Linked DNA regions of Homo sapiens: region 2 is linked to region 1. A link is a contact called in ENCODE Hi-C or POLR2A ChIA-PET data. All regions are on one chromosome and are shown on one strand. The core of a region is the stretch at or near the end of the contact, and the rest is flanking DNA. Distances in the headings are between cores, read along the strand shown.

Region 1 (5,657 bases), core at 614-3,113:
GGCAGGCAGGGTCCTGACACTGACATATTTTGCCTCACAGTGGAGTGAATTTGAGCCTTGGCGATAGTCCCCTTGCCATCTGGCCCCCACCTCCACCACCTCCCCCAGCCTCCAGCTGTCGGGGGAGGGGGTTATTGTCCCCCAGCCCTGGGCGAGAAAAGAAGGGACAGTGAGAGGGAAGGCTTCTGAGGAGGGAGAGGTCCTGCCTGCCTCCCCACCTGCCACAGAGCCCCCTGGGGCCTTTTGAAAGGCAGACACTCCCAAATCCAAAGGAAGAGGTCTGGAGGAATGTTTTCACAGGCGCCAGCCTCCCCACCACCATGCCCTGGGTTGGGGTGCCAGGGAAGAAACCCTGTCCCCAGAGCAGGTGGGGAAGGGCCCTGGAGGCATGGAGCCCCCCAGCCTGCGCTCCCCGGCAGAGGGCTGAGGGGTGGAGGGCCGGGGGGTGAGCACGCATGCTGAGCCACTGTCTCCCCCCACCACTGTCTCCAGATGGGGGAGTCGGGGGTGGCAGGAGCCGTGGTGCCCTCAGGGGCAGCTGCTGGAGGGTCTGGCTGGCCAGGCGCCTGGTCAGCTGCCAGGGGCTGAAATTGGAGCCAGCTGGAGCTGGGAGGCCTGTGGGAATGAGGGGACTCAGGAAGCCCCTTCAGTGGGGGCTGGGAAAGGAGTGGCTTCCCTTACTCACTGTGTCCAGCACTCCCTGACCACCCCAGGACCACAAGAGCAATGAATACTGTGAGCACCGCTAAGCCCTTTATGTGCATTCTCTCTCGAATTGGCCAGAGAGAGGCTGCCCTCTTGTACCCAGTGACGTCCCAACCACAGCCGGCCATGCCCCAGCCCAGCCCAGTCCCTGGGGGCTGAAGCCACTGAGGCCACATCCTCCATGTCTAGGTCCCCCTAGGGTGTGAGGAGACGTGGCTCCAGCTAGGCAGTACCCATGTCGGGTGTGGGGGGCTGAGGCCTGGGCTTCCTTCCACTCTGGCTTGCTCCCACGTTGGAGAGACCACGGTGCCAGCAGTCCAGACAAGATTTTTAGGGGCAGAGTCCAGCAGCCTCTGGGGGCTGGGCCCCCAGGCCTGATCACCCCAGGCAGCTGCGGCAGGGTCCCAGGTGAAGCCCAGGAACAGAGCCCCCAGGGCTGCCACACGCCACTCTGCAAGGCCGTGTGTTGCGACCTGGCTCGGGCTGGGCCCTCCCAATCGAGAAGTAGCCGTGAGGGTGAGTTCCTGGGGGCAGGGCCTGCAGCCACCCCTGCTGGCCAGGAACTTGGGGTGGGGGGTTTGGACAAAACCCAAGACTAGCCAGGGGTCCTGTGCCCACCGCAGGGAGTCCCTATAGAAACCTGGCCCCCAGCCCCCCAGAGAGGGGCACTCCTGCCGCTCCCCCCTCTCTCTGCTCCACTCAAGACTGGCAACCCCCAGACCCCGGCAGCGGTTCCTCCAAAGAGAGGGCACGGCTACCTGGGTGGCCCCTGCCTGGGGTCCCTGACCCCAGCAGCACTCTGCAGTCCTGGGGGTGATTCCACCAGATGGAGTGTTTGGTTACACTCACTCCCCACAACCCCTGGGGTGCTGCCCCCAGCCCAGGGACCCACCCGGAGCCACTCCGCTCACAGGCCCCCAAAGGCGACCAGGGCCAGTGGTTCTGGGGGAGACCTGTGCGGCTGCAGTTGAAGACACTGTCCCGCAGCGTCGAGGGAGGCAGCGGGGACCCCCGCAGGTGCCGATGCCTTACCTGGGCCAACAGCCCGAGGACGAGGAGGAACGCGGCGTCCATCGGGGCCGAGGCGGGAGCCGGGCCGGAGTGCACCCGCGACCCGAAGAAGCGCGTCCAGGCTGAGTGACAGCGCAAGTGCGCGGGGCGGGCCAGGGCCAGAGACAGAGACAGCACGTGTGAGGGGGGCGGGGAGGGGGCGGGGCAAGGGCTGAGTGACAGCACGAAGGAGGCCTCTGACGGGCCGAGGGCCGGCCTGGGCAGGGCTAAGGCTGAGTGACAGCGTGTTGGCAGGCGGGTGGGGCGGAGCCTCTGGCGAGCTAGGGCGGGGCGCAGGCTGAGTGATAGCCCGTGTGCGAGTGGGGCAGGCGGGGCGGGGCCGGGGCCGAGGGCTGAGTGACAGCGCAGGTGCGCCGGCGGGGCGGTGACCGCACGAGGCTGGTGGGGCGGAGCCAGAGGAGGATGGGGCGGGCGGGGCGGGGCCGAGGGCTGAGTGACACCTTGTGAGAGTGCGGGGTGGGGCCGGGGTGGGGCCGGGGCGGGGCCGAGGGCTGAGTGATAGCTTTTGCGGGGTTCCGGCGGGCAGGGCCAGGGCTAGGTCGGAGATACCCCGGCTTGCTGCGTTGGGAGCAGAGCCAGAGGCCAGGCTGTGGGGAAGGCAGGGTGGGTGCGTCCGGGTCAGGGACCAGCTGGGATTCCTGGCTTCTTCATTTCCTGCTCCTTGGGCCCGGCTCGCCCCTGCTCCAGGGAATCTGCATTGTAGTCCCTGCCGGGGGACACCTCTTGAGCACTTCCTTGGGCCCCTCGCCTCTCTGGCTGCGTCTCCTGCGCCTCCCCGCATCCCACTGAACGCTAGGCCCGCCTTCCACGCACCTCCTCGCGACCTCATTTTGCCCAGCTCTTATTCAGTATGGAACTGCTCTGGTTCACACGCCTCTGATACCAGCGTGGCTCGTAGGACACCCCCAATTCCCCCAGTCCACGCACCTCCTCCAGCATCCCCTTGTTCCCCGAGGCCCCCTGCCTGGAGCACCTTCCTTCCTACAGAACTCCTTCTCATCATCCCTCAACACCCAAGGTCAACGCTGCCGCCTCCTGGAGCCTCCTTGCCACCTCGGCCAGAAGCCCTCCCTCCTGTTGACTGTGGCACCTGTTCTCCCCTTCGAGACCCCGCCCCCTGGGATGGTGTGGGTGTGGCTCAACACCTGCACAGGCCCAGCGCACGGTCAGGAAGGTCCTGGAGAGGGGGTGGAGGGGGCTGGAGGCAGGAGGATCCTTTCTTTTGAGCAGGCAGGGTGGGGAGTGGGGGTTGCCGACCAGCCCAGGGCCGGGCCGGGGAGCCCGTTCCTCTCTGTGATGGGAGCAGACCCGGTACCTCTGCTCTCCTGTCGACGGCGGGTGGCTGTGCAGGTGCAGGCAGCATCTGTGCACTTGGCCTGCTTGAAAGGAGGCCAGGCTGCCCGGGAGGCTCAGGCCAGGACTGTCCCTAGCGCTCACTGCTCCAAGATGAGAGAGGGCAGGGAGTCCATCTCCAGACTGGGAGGCCTCTGGGGCTGGGGTGTAGCCTGTTGGGGACCACCATCCTGCCTCTGTGGTCAGTGACCTCAAAATAGGGGTGGAGAAGCCCTCTGAGTGCTTTTGGTTTTCATCCTCACGGGACTAGTGCAGGGGTGAGGTAGAAGTGCTCGCCCTCCCCCCAGAAAGAGGTCTGGGGAGGCTGCGGTCTGCCAACCCCAGCTCCTCTCCGCTTCCACCCTGCACCCACCTCGCTTCAGCCACCTGCCTCCCACCCACCTCGGGGAGAAACGGAGGCCAAATCCCTCCTCCATGGGATGTGGGGGTCTCTAAGGGAAAGGCTAAGCTGGGCCAGGTCCTGGGTGAGCCCCAAATGCAGGGCGGGGCCAGGGAAGCAGCCGGCTTAACCACTGCGGGAGGGTGTGCTCCCTGGCTGGCGGGCTATCCCCCAGGGGCAGGTGCCCCCGCGAGGGACCCCGCTCCACATGCTCCCAGGGCAGCAGGAAGGTCAGGAGGCAGGAGCCTGGGTCCAGTCCCAGCTCGGAGCCTTGGGCTGGAGGTTCTCCCCCGTGCCTCAGTTTCTCCTTGTGTCAGAGGTAGGTGGCAGGGAAGGGCTGGGTACCCTGAGTCTGGAGGTCCTGTGCAGTGGGGGCAGGGGTACATTTTCGGCTGCAGGACCATCAGCCCTAGAAGAGCCCTTCCCTTTCCTGGTGGACCTGGAGACGCCGGACCCTCCCTCAGCACCCCAAGCCTCCAGCTAGGACCCCACTCTGGGCCTTCTCCTCCTTTTTCCAGAGTCTGCAGTCCTGAGCCTTTGGGACTCACCCCCATCACTCCTGCCCTCTGCCTTGCCCACCTCAACTCTCCACCTCGGGGGACGCACCTCATGGGCATGAGGTGGGGGTGGGCCGGCCAAGATGTAGAGGGGGCTCCCTGGTCCACAGCCTCAGTTCCCATCCTATTTCCTCTCCCCAGTATGAGGAACGGGGGGACAACAAACAGGGTCCCGGACCCCCCAGGAGCCTTGCAGTCTTGGATGTCCCAGAGGTCCCCCCACCCCCAGCCCTTGGCCACTCCTCCCAACACCGCAGGCAGTGGTCGAGGCTGGGCTAAGGAATTTCCAACTTTCTCACGATAGATGCAGGCGGGTGCCGGTTTTCAGCTGAGATGCCATGGTGTCTGCTCTGGAGTGATTCTGTAATTGCACAGTGCAGTAACGGCACTTGACCCTTGATTATTAAATTGTATTTATGTAATTACAGTGTATAAATATACATGCACACCCCAACCACTAAGGGGCAGGCGTGATGCGGAACGCTGCGGTTGAGCAAGGTGGGCTGGACAGGGGCCCTGTGGAGGCCCAGGGCTTAGGCCAGTCACAGCCCCGTTACCGAAGAGGCAGTGGGGGCTGGAGGGCAGGGGTTAGCAGCTGTGAAGGCGGCTCCTACCCAGGGTGTGGGGCGTGGAGGGCAGAAGGGTGACGTCCAGGGAGTTTGGGTGACACCCGACACCAAGGGAGGGGACCCCGGGGTGAGGAGGCCCTGGTCTTGGTCTGGGGGCTGTGTCCATTCCAGACCTGACCTGAGGCTGGGGTGCCTGTGGCAGGGGCTCTGGGGGCTTGCTCTGCAGGTACCAACTGCTCCCTGAGGAGCCCCTGGGCAAGTGCCCCTGTCTGACAGGCAGGGCCTGAGGCTGGAGGAGGCCGGGGTGAGGAGACAAACACAGGTGGGCCCTGGCCGGGAGCCTGGCGTCGGCCATGGGCCATGCCCTTCCAACATTCTACTCTGGCCGGGAGGCCGCCAGGGCGCTGGGGTGAGGCCGACACCCAGTCCTGGGGCCGTCAGAGCACAGACCAGCCCATCTAGGCAGATGAAGGTCCCCACGGAGTGAGTGAGGGGTGGGGAGTGGATCCAGAAGGGCTGGGGCCACCAGCCCCCACGGCCCCTGAGCCCTGGCCTGAGTGCATGTGGCTGGCTCTGGGTAGTGGGCCCTGCAGAGGGACTTCCGCCCATAAGTTTCCCGTAAGTTTCCCCGGGACAGAGGAGACGCAGCTGGATCTCGGGGTGTGGAGGAAGCCAGGCAGTGTCTGTAGCTGGGGCCATCCTGGACCCTGCTGTGCTCCGGCTCTCTGGGCTCAGGGGTGACACTGCCCCCACATTCAGGCAGGCCACCAGCTGCCCCTGGCGGCCACAGGGGGTCAGTCCAGGTGGGCTCAGAGGAGCCCCATCAGGTATGGGGGTGCCGTTTTTGTTCAGAAGCCCCTGACCCCCCCTGCAACACACATGAAAAGAATATTCGAGAAGTCTGTTTAAAACATCTTGGGCATTCAAAACACACGGACAGACAGACAGACAGACAGACGGACATGTTAGACAGGAGGGGCTGCTGGTGGGGGCGGGGTGGTGCTGGCCCTCCTGAGGACCTGG
Region 2 (6,058 bases), core at 3,120-5,619, 530 kb before region 1:
TTTTAGAAATCCTACAAATGGCCGGGCGCGGTGGCTCACGCCTGTAATCCCAGCACTTTGGGAGGCCGAGGTGGGCGGATCACGAGGTCAGGAGATCAAGACCATCCTGGCTAACACGGTGAAACCCCGTCTCTACTAAAAATACAAAAAATCAGCCGGGCGTGGTGGCCCGCACCTGTAGTCCCAGCTACTCGGGAGGCTGAGGCGGGAGAATGGCGTGAACCTGAGAGGCAGAGGTTGCAGTGAGCTGAGATCGTGCCACTGCACTCCAGCCTGGACGACAGAGAGAAACTCCGTCTCAAAAAATAAAAATAAAATAAAAAGTAATGGCTGGGCGCAGTGGCTCATGCCTGTAACCCCAGCGGTTTGGGAAGCCGAGGCGGACGGCTCTTTTGAGGTCAGGAGTTCGAGACCAGCCCGGCCAACATGGCGAAACCCCGTCTCTACTAAAAATACATAAATTAGCTGAGCGTGGTGGCGGTAGTCCCAGTTACTCAGGAGGCTGAGGCCGGAGAATTGTTTGAACCTGAGAGGCAGAGGCTGCAGTGAGCCGAGATCACGCCATTGTACTCCAGCCTGAGCACAGAGCGAGACTCCATCTAAAAAAAAATAAAAATAAAACTATTCTGCATAAGCAGTGTCCAAATCATAACAAAAATCAAATGAAAAGTAAACAAGATGTAACCTTATATCCATTGGACCGGAGAAGATGAGGAAGCTGGACGATGCTGAGTACAGGAGGGGGAGGGAGCTCACGCACACTGTGGGGTGGACACGGCAGTGGCCCCAGGGGACCAGGTGCAGTCCTGGAGTCCAGGTAAGTGTGGACGGAACCTCCGACCTGGCAAGGCTGCTGCCGGTTTTAGAGGATGTATATGCAGTGGAGGCAATGGAGTGTCTGTCCCGGGAGGGCAGGGAAGGACGGAGAATCCACACGGCAGCTCATGGAGTGTCCATCCCCGGGCAGGAAGGGAGGGAGCCGTGAATGTGTACAGCCCACGTAGCCACCGCTGCCTAACAAACTACCCCAACTCAGGGGCTTAAATACTCAAGACGCCAGGCATGGTGGTTCACACCTGGAATCCCAGCACTTCGGAAGGCTGAGGCGGGGGGATCACTTGAGCCCAGGAGTTTGAGACCAGCCTGGGCAACATAGTAAGGCCCCCCTCTCTACTAAAAAGTTAAAAATTAGGCTGGGCACCGTGGCTCACGCCTGCAATCCCAGCACTGTGGGAGGCCGAGGTAGGTGGATCACCTGAGGTCAGGAGTTTGAGACCAGCCTGGCCAACATAGTGAAGCCCTGTCTCTGCTGAAAATACAAAAAGTACAAAAATCAGCCAGATGGCTCCTCAGCATCATGGGAGGCTGTTTCTAGGTGGTAACCCAATGACCAGGGGTTGGATTCATCCGAAGAGCTGTCTGCTGTCTATGGTTGGTGCCAGCTGTCGGCTGGGACCTCATTCAGGGCTGTCGGAACGACGACGTGAGGACTGGATGTGTTGCCAGGGGCTGCCAAAACGACCACAAAATGGGTGGCTTACAGCAACAGAAATGTTCTCTCTCACCATCTTGCAGGCCTGAAGTCAAAATCAAGCTGTCAGCAGGGCTGACTCCCTCTGGAGGCTTTAGGGTAGAATTCTGTTTGCCTCCAGTTTCTGGTGGCTCTAACACAGCTGTGTTACCTTCGCTCACGGCACCCTCGTTCCACTCTGCCTCCGTCTTTAAGCGGTCTTCTCTCCTGTGCGTTCATATCTAAGTTTCTCTCTCCTCATAAGGACAGCAGTCATACTGGATTGAGGGCCCATGCCAACCCAGAACAACCTCATCCTTTTTTTTTTTTTTTTTTTGAGATAGAGTCTTGCTCTGTGGCCCAGGCTGGAGTGCAGTGGCGCGATCCCGGCTCACTGCAAGCTCCGCCTCCTGGGTTGACGCCATTCTCCTGCCTCAGTCTCCCGAGTAGCTGGGACTACAGATGCCCGCCACCACGCCCAGCTAATTTTTTGTATTTTTTAGTAGAGATGGGGTTTCAGTGTGTTAGCCAGGATGGTCTCGATCTCCTGAGTTCGTGATCCACCTGCCTCGGTCTTCCAGAGTGCTGGGATTACAGGCGTGAGCCACTGCGCTCGGCCCAGAACAAACTCATCTTGATTTTTGTCTGGAAAAACTATTTCCAAAAAAGTCCCAAGAATAGGCTGCAGGTGAATGTGAGTCGCAGGTCGAAGTTGCAGGCCAAAAGCTCTGCACACGGCCGTGGCCTTCTCACTCTAGTGGCTGGGTTCTGAGGGTGTGTTAGTCCGTCCCCATGCTGCTGTAAATAGCTGCCTGAGGCTGGATAATTTATAAAGAAAAGACGTTTAATTGACTCACAGTTCCGCATGGCTGGGGAAGGCCTCAGCAAACTCACAATCATGGCAGAAGGCGTCTCCTCACAGGGCGACAGGAGCGAGAATGAGCACTGAACAAAGGGGAGAACCCCTTATAAAACCATCGGATCTCGTGGAATTCACTATCACGAGAACAGCATGGAGGAAGCTGCCCCCAAGATTTAATTATCTCCACCTGGTCCTGCTCCAGACCTGTGGGATTACAATTCAAGATGAGATTTTGGGTGTGGATACAGAACCAAACCATGTCAGAGGCCAAGGATCTCAAGACAAGGCCAGGGTATGGCATGTTTATGATTTAGCCTTGGAATTCATTCCACATCAGTTCTATTCCATGGGTTGAGGCAGGTGCAAAAACCCACCCAGGCCTATGGGAGGAGAGCTAGGCCCACTGCTGGATGGATGGACTGGTGTTGCCAAATTCAGTGAGGACAAAGGCAGAACAGTTACCTCCACCCTCCTCCGCATCAGAAGAAGAATAAAGATGAGACTTACGAAGTTAGCTGTCCTGAGGACTGGTGTGGACCCATGGTGGCACTGGGCACCAAGAGTGAGTTCAGTAAACAGTAAGTAAAAGAGCTCCCTGTCCAGAGGTGGCCACCTAGATAACTCAGGGAGATCCACCGACTGCATCACGATTTTTTTTTCCAGACATTCTCGCTCTGTCACCCAGGCTGGAGTGCAGTGGCACGATCTTAGCTCACTGCAACCGCAACCTCTGCCTCCCAGGTTCAAGTAATTCTCCTGCCTCAGCCTCCCAAGTAGCTGGGCTTACAGACATGTGCCACCACGCCCGGCTAACTTTCGTATTTTTAATAGAGACGGGGTTTCACCATGTTGGCCAGGCTGGTCTTGAACTCCTGACTTCAGGTGATCCGCCCGCCTCGGCCTCTCAAAGTGCTGGGATTACAGGCGTGAGCCACCGCACCCGGTCATGATCACTATTTCTAAGATGCCAGCAGGGAACTTCCAGGTAAAAAATCTAAGAAAAAGGGGGGACCTCGCCGCCCAGGCCCAGGGAAAGTTTCAACAAACTTGGGCCTTGGTTTTGGTGGCCTGGAGAGATGAGGGACACAGACGTGAAGTAGCAAAGCCTGCCCAAAGCGGGGGTGTGGGGTAGGGGTGGGTTTCGGCTGGGACCTCCAAGGGTCTCCCTCATCCTCCTCTACTTCTGGGCAATGCGAGAAAGTGGCTGTAGCACAGAACAGAGGAACCCGAGCGAAGAAAACGTCCCCGGGAAGTCGTGGCCCAGATTTAGCCTGGGTGGATCCGCAGCCCAGGTCAGCTTTTAGCCTAGAGAGGGGGGCGGCTTCGCCCTGCCTCAGAGACCCGCCCAGACGATGCTCTCAAGGGCTGCAGATGGCAAGTGCAGGAGGCCGGGAAGCGGAGCCAGCATAAACAGAATCTGAGGTCCCCGCATCCACCTGAGGCTGCTGTTTCAGACGAGGCTGAAAGGCTTGTCCTTCCGCCCACCTTCCGTGCCGCGGGCCCCTCCCTCAAGGGGATGGCCCCGCCCCACAGGGGAGGCCCGCCCCCGGATCCGGCCAATCCCCGCCAGGTAATGCAGGTGGCCCCGCCCCGCAGGAAAGGCTCTTCCCAGGATCCAGCCAATCCCCGCCAGGTAATGCCGGTGGCCCCACCCCCCAGGGGACGAGCCCGCGCACCTGCTTCCCCGCGGCCGGGTCGCCTGGGGCTGGGTCCCTGTCTCGTGGGGAGGAGCGGCCCAGGCACAACGTTCCCTGAGCGCCTGCCATGAGCCCGCAGCCCTCGGCCCAGCGGCGTCGTGAACGATACCGGTCCCGCGAGGAGACGGGCGACGCGGTGACAGGAGGCTCTCGGGGTGCCTCGCGCAGGGGCTCGGCCGGGCTGACACCTCCTCCTCCCCTTTCACCAGGCCCCGCCCCTCCTAAATTATTCGGAGGCGGGGCCTGCGCCAAGCCCCGCCCCGCCCCCAGCGTCACGGCCGCGGACCCCGGGCGGAGCCGACTCCCGGCGGAAGCGCGCGGCGCGCGGGGAGGCCCGAACTGATCCGCGGCGGCCGGAGACCGCTGGGGACAGACAGGTAGCGCCGTCACCCGCGGGATCCGCAGCTCCATCTGCCGGGCGAAGGGGCTCTGGTCGGGAGAGGGCTCAGCGGGCGGAAGCGCGTCTCTAGAGAAGGGTGCGGTCGATAACCGGGGGCGCCCCTGGAAGGCCGAGGTACCCAGGCTGGAGGGAGGGGCTGGAGGTGCGGGGGCGCTCAACTGGAGGGGCCTGGATCGCTGGGTGGGCGGGCAGCTGATGGGGCCGAGGTCTCCAGCGTAGGGGGTGCCGAAGATACCGGGGGCGCCCAGCCGCTGGGGGCGGGGTCTCCAGGCTCGAGGGGTCCTGGGGACGCTGGGTGAGGGTTCGGGGAGAGCGCGGCGGGCTGGGCGCGGCCTTAGGTCCCTGACCCCCCCGACCCCCGTCCGCCGCAGGATGGGCAGCAGCTCGCTGTCCGAGGACTACCGCCAGTGCCTGGAGCGCGAGCTGCGACGGGGCCGCGCGGGCGTGTGCGGGGACCCCTCGCTGCGCGCGGTGCTCTGGCAGATCCTGGTGGAGGACTTCGACCTGCACGGGGCGCTGCAGGACGACGCGCTGGCTCTGCTCACCGACGGGCTGTGGGGCCGCGCCGACCTGGCGCCCGCGCTACGCGGCCTGGCTCGCGCCTTCGAGCTTCTGGAGCTCGCCGCGGTGCACCTGTACCTGCTGCCCTGGAGGAAGGAGTTCACCACCATCAAGGTAGGCGCCAGGCCAGGAGGAGCGCGCCCCTCGTCCTGGCCTGCGGGTCGCGGGGCCGCCGACCATGGGGGACCACGCCTTTCGAGAGAGAGGGGCTTCAAGTGTCCTCAGTGCCTGGTGGGCTCCTCAAGGCTCCGAGCGCTGAGGGGTCGTGGGCGTGTGGGGGCACCCACTCCTAGGGCTGAGAACATGGGGTGGGCGAGGGCAGGCTTGGGTGCTGCCTACGGGGTCCTGCCCTGAGAGCTTGCGTCAGTGTCTTCCCTAAGAGGCCTCGCGGCCCCAGTTGCCATGGAAATCTTAGGACGGGGGCACAGAAGGGACTTGAGTTCCCATGGTCATCCTAATTCCTCCAGGTTATGGGCCAATCCCATTTGCAGAGGAGGCCGCCGAGGCTGGGAGGACTGCAGATGGGTGCATCCCTGTGAAGTCTCAGGGCTGGGCTCAGACCTAGTGAACTCCACGGCCTGGGGCGGGAGGCTGTGCCCAGGGCTGGCCTGGCCTCTCCAGGTGAGCTCCTGGCGGCAGGAGGGGGCAGGGCCGCCGGGAGCTCTGAGCTAATTCGGAAGAGTAGGAAGCCGATGACGTCACTGGGCACGTGGGCGAGCTACGCCTCCGCCGGTTGCCATGGCAGCGGCAGTCTCTCCGCGGCTCCCCGGGGACACCTGCTGGTCGGAGGCGCCAGGACTTTCATTCATGAGAGAGGACGGACAGGCCCGCCCTTGAGGCCTCCCAGGGGGCGGGGCGGGGGAATAACCGGCTTCAGTGCCGGACAGCCCTGGTTTGGACTTAGTTCTGCTGCTTCCTGGCCGCGAGGACTTGGCCAAATTAGCTAATCTCTGTCAGCCCCTTTCCTCCTGAGACAGCGACACGGGAACAGTCCAGTTCATGGGGCCAGAGGAATGAATCAAAGCCCC

What was found. Hi-C counts contacts between places; a loop is a spot of excess contacts on that map. ChIA-PET counts read pairs that join two places held with the same protein, here RNA polymerase II (POLR2A). Pooled maps may share reads with other maps.
Region 2: a pooled map shows a loop between it and region 1 (14-fold over the local background). The contact joins the promoter of SPATA2L here to the promoter of CDH15 in region 1. A Hi-C loop is called at or near these places in 1 of 37 single-sample maps with no recorded cell type and 6 of 50 pooled maps. POLR2A ChIA-PET finds 5 or more read pairs at or near these places in 1 of 52 experiments (WTC11).

The regions. Positions count from the first base shown.
Region 1 is chr16:89,167,954-89,173,610 of GRCh38, reverse strand. It overlaps CDH15 (cadherin 15), which reads right to left and starts at 1,863. Exons shown (of 14, transcript NM_004933.3): 1 at 1,738-1,863. The coding sequence starts at 1,779. LINC02138 (long intergenic non-protein coding RNA 2138) reads right to left here. Exons shown (of 3, transcript NR_046200.1): 3 at 4,464-5,502. RefSeq lists a silencer at 1,788-2,427 and an enhancer at 5,144-5,657.
Region 2 is chr16:89,700,016-89,706,073 of GRCh38, reverse strand. SPATA2L (spermatogenesis associated 2 like) reads left to right here and starts at 4,369. Exons shown (of 3, transcript NM_152339.4): 1 at 4,369-4,446; 2 at 4,841-5,144. The coding sequence starts at 4,842. RefSeq lists silencers at 3,774-4,493, 4,664-4,763 and an enhancer at 5,766-6,058.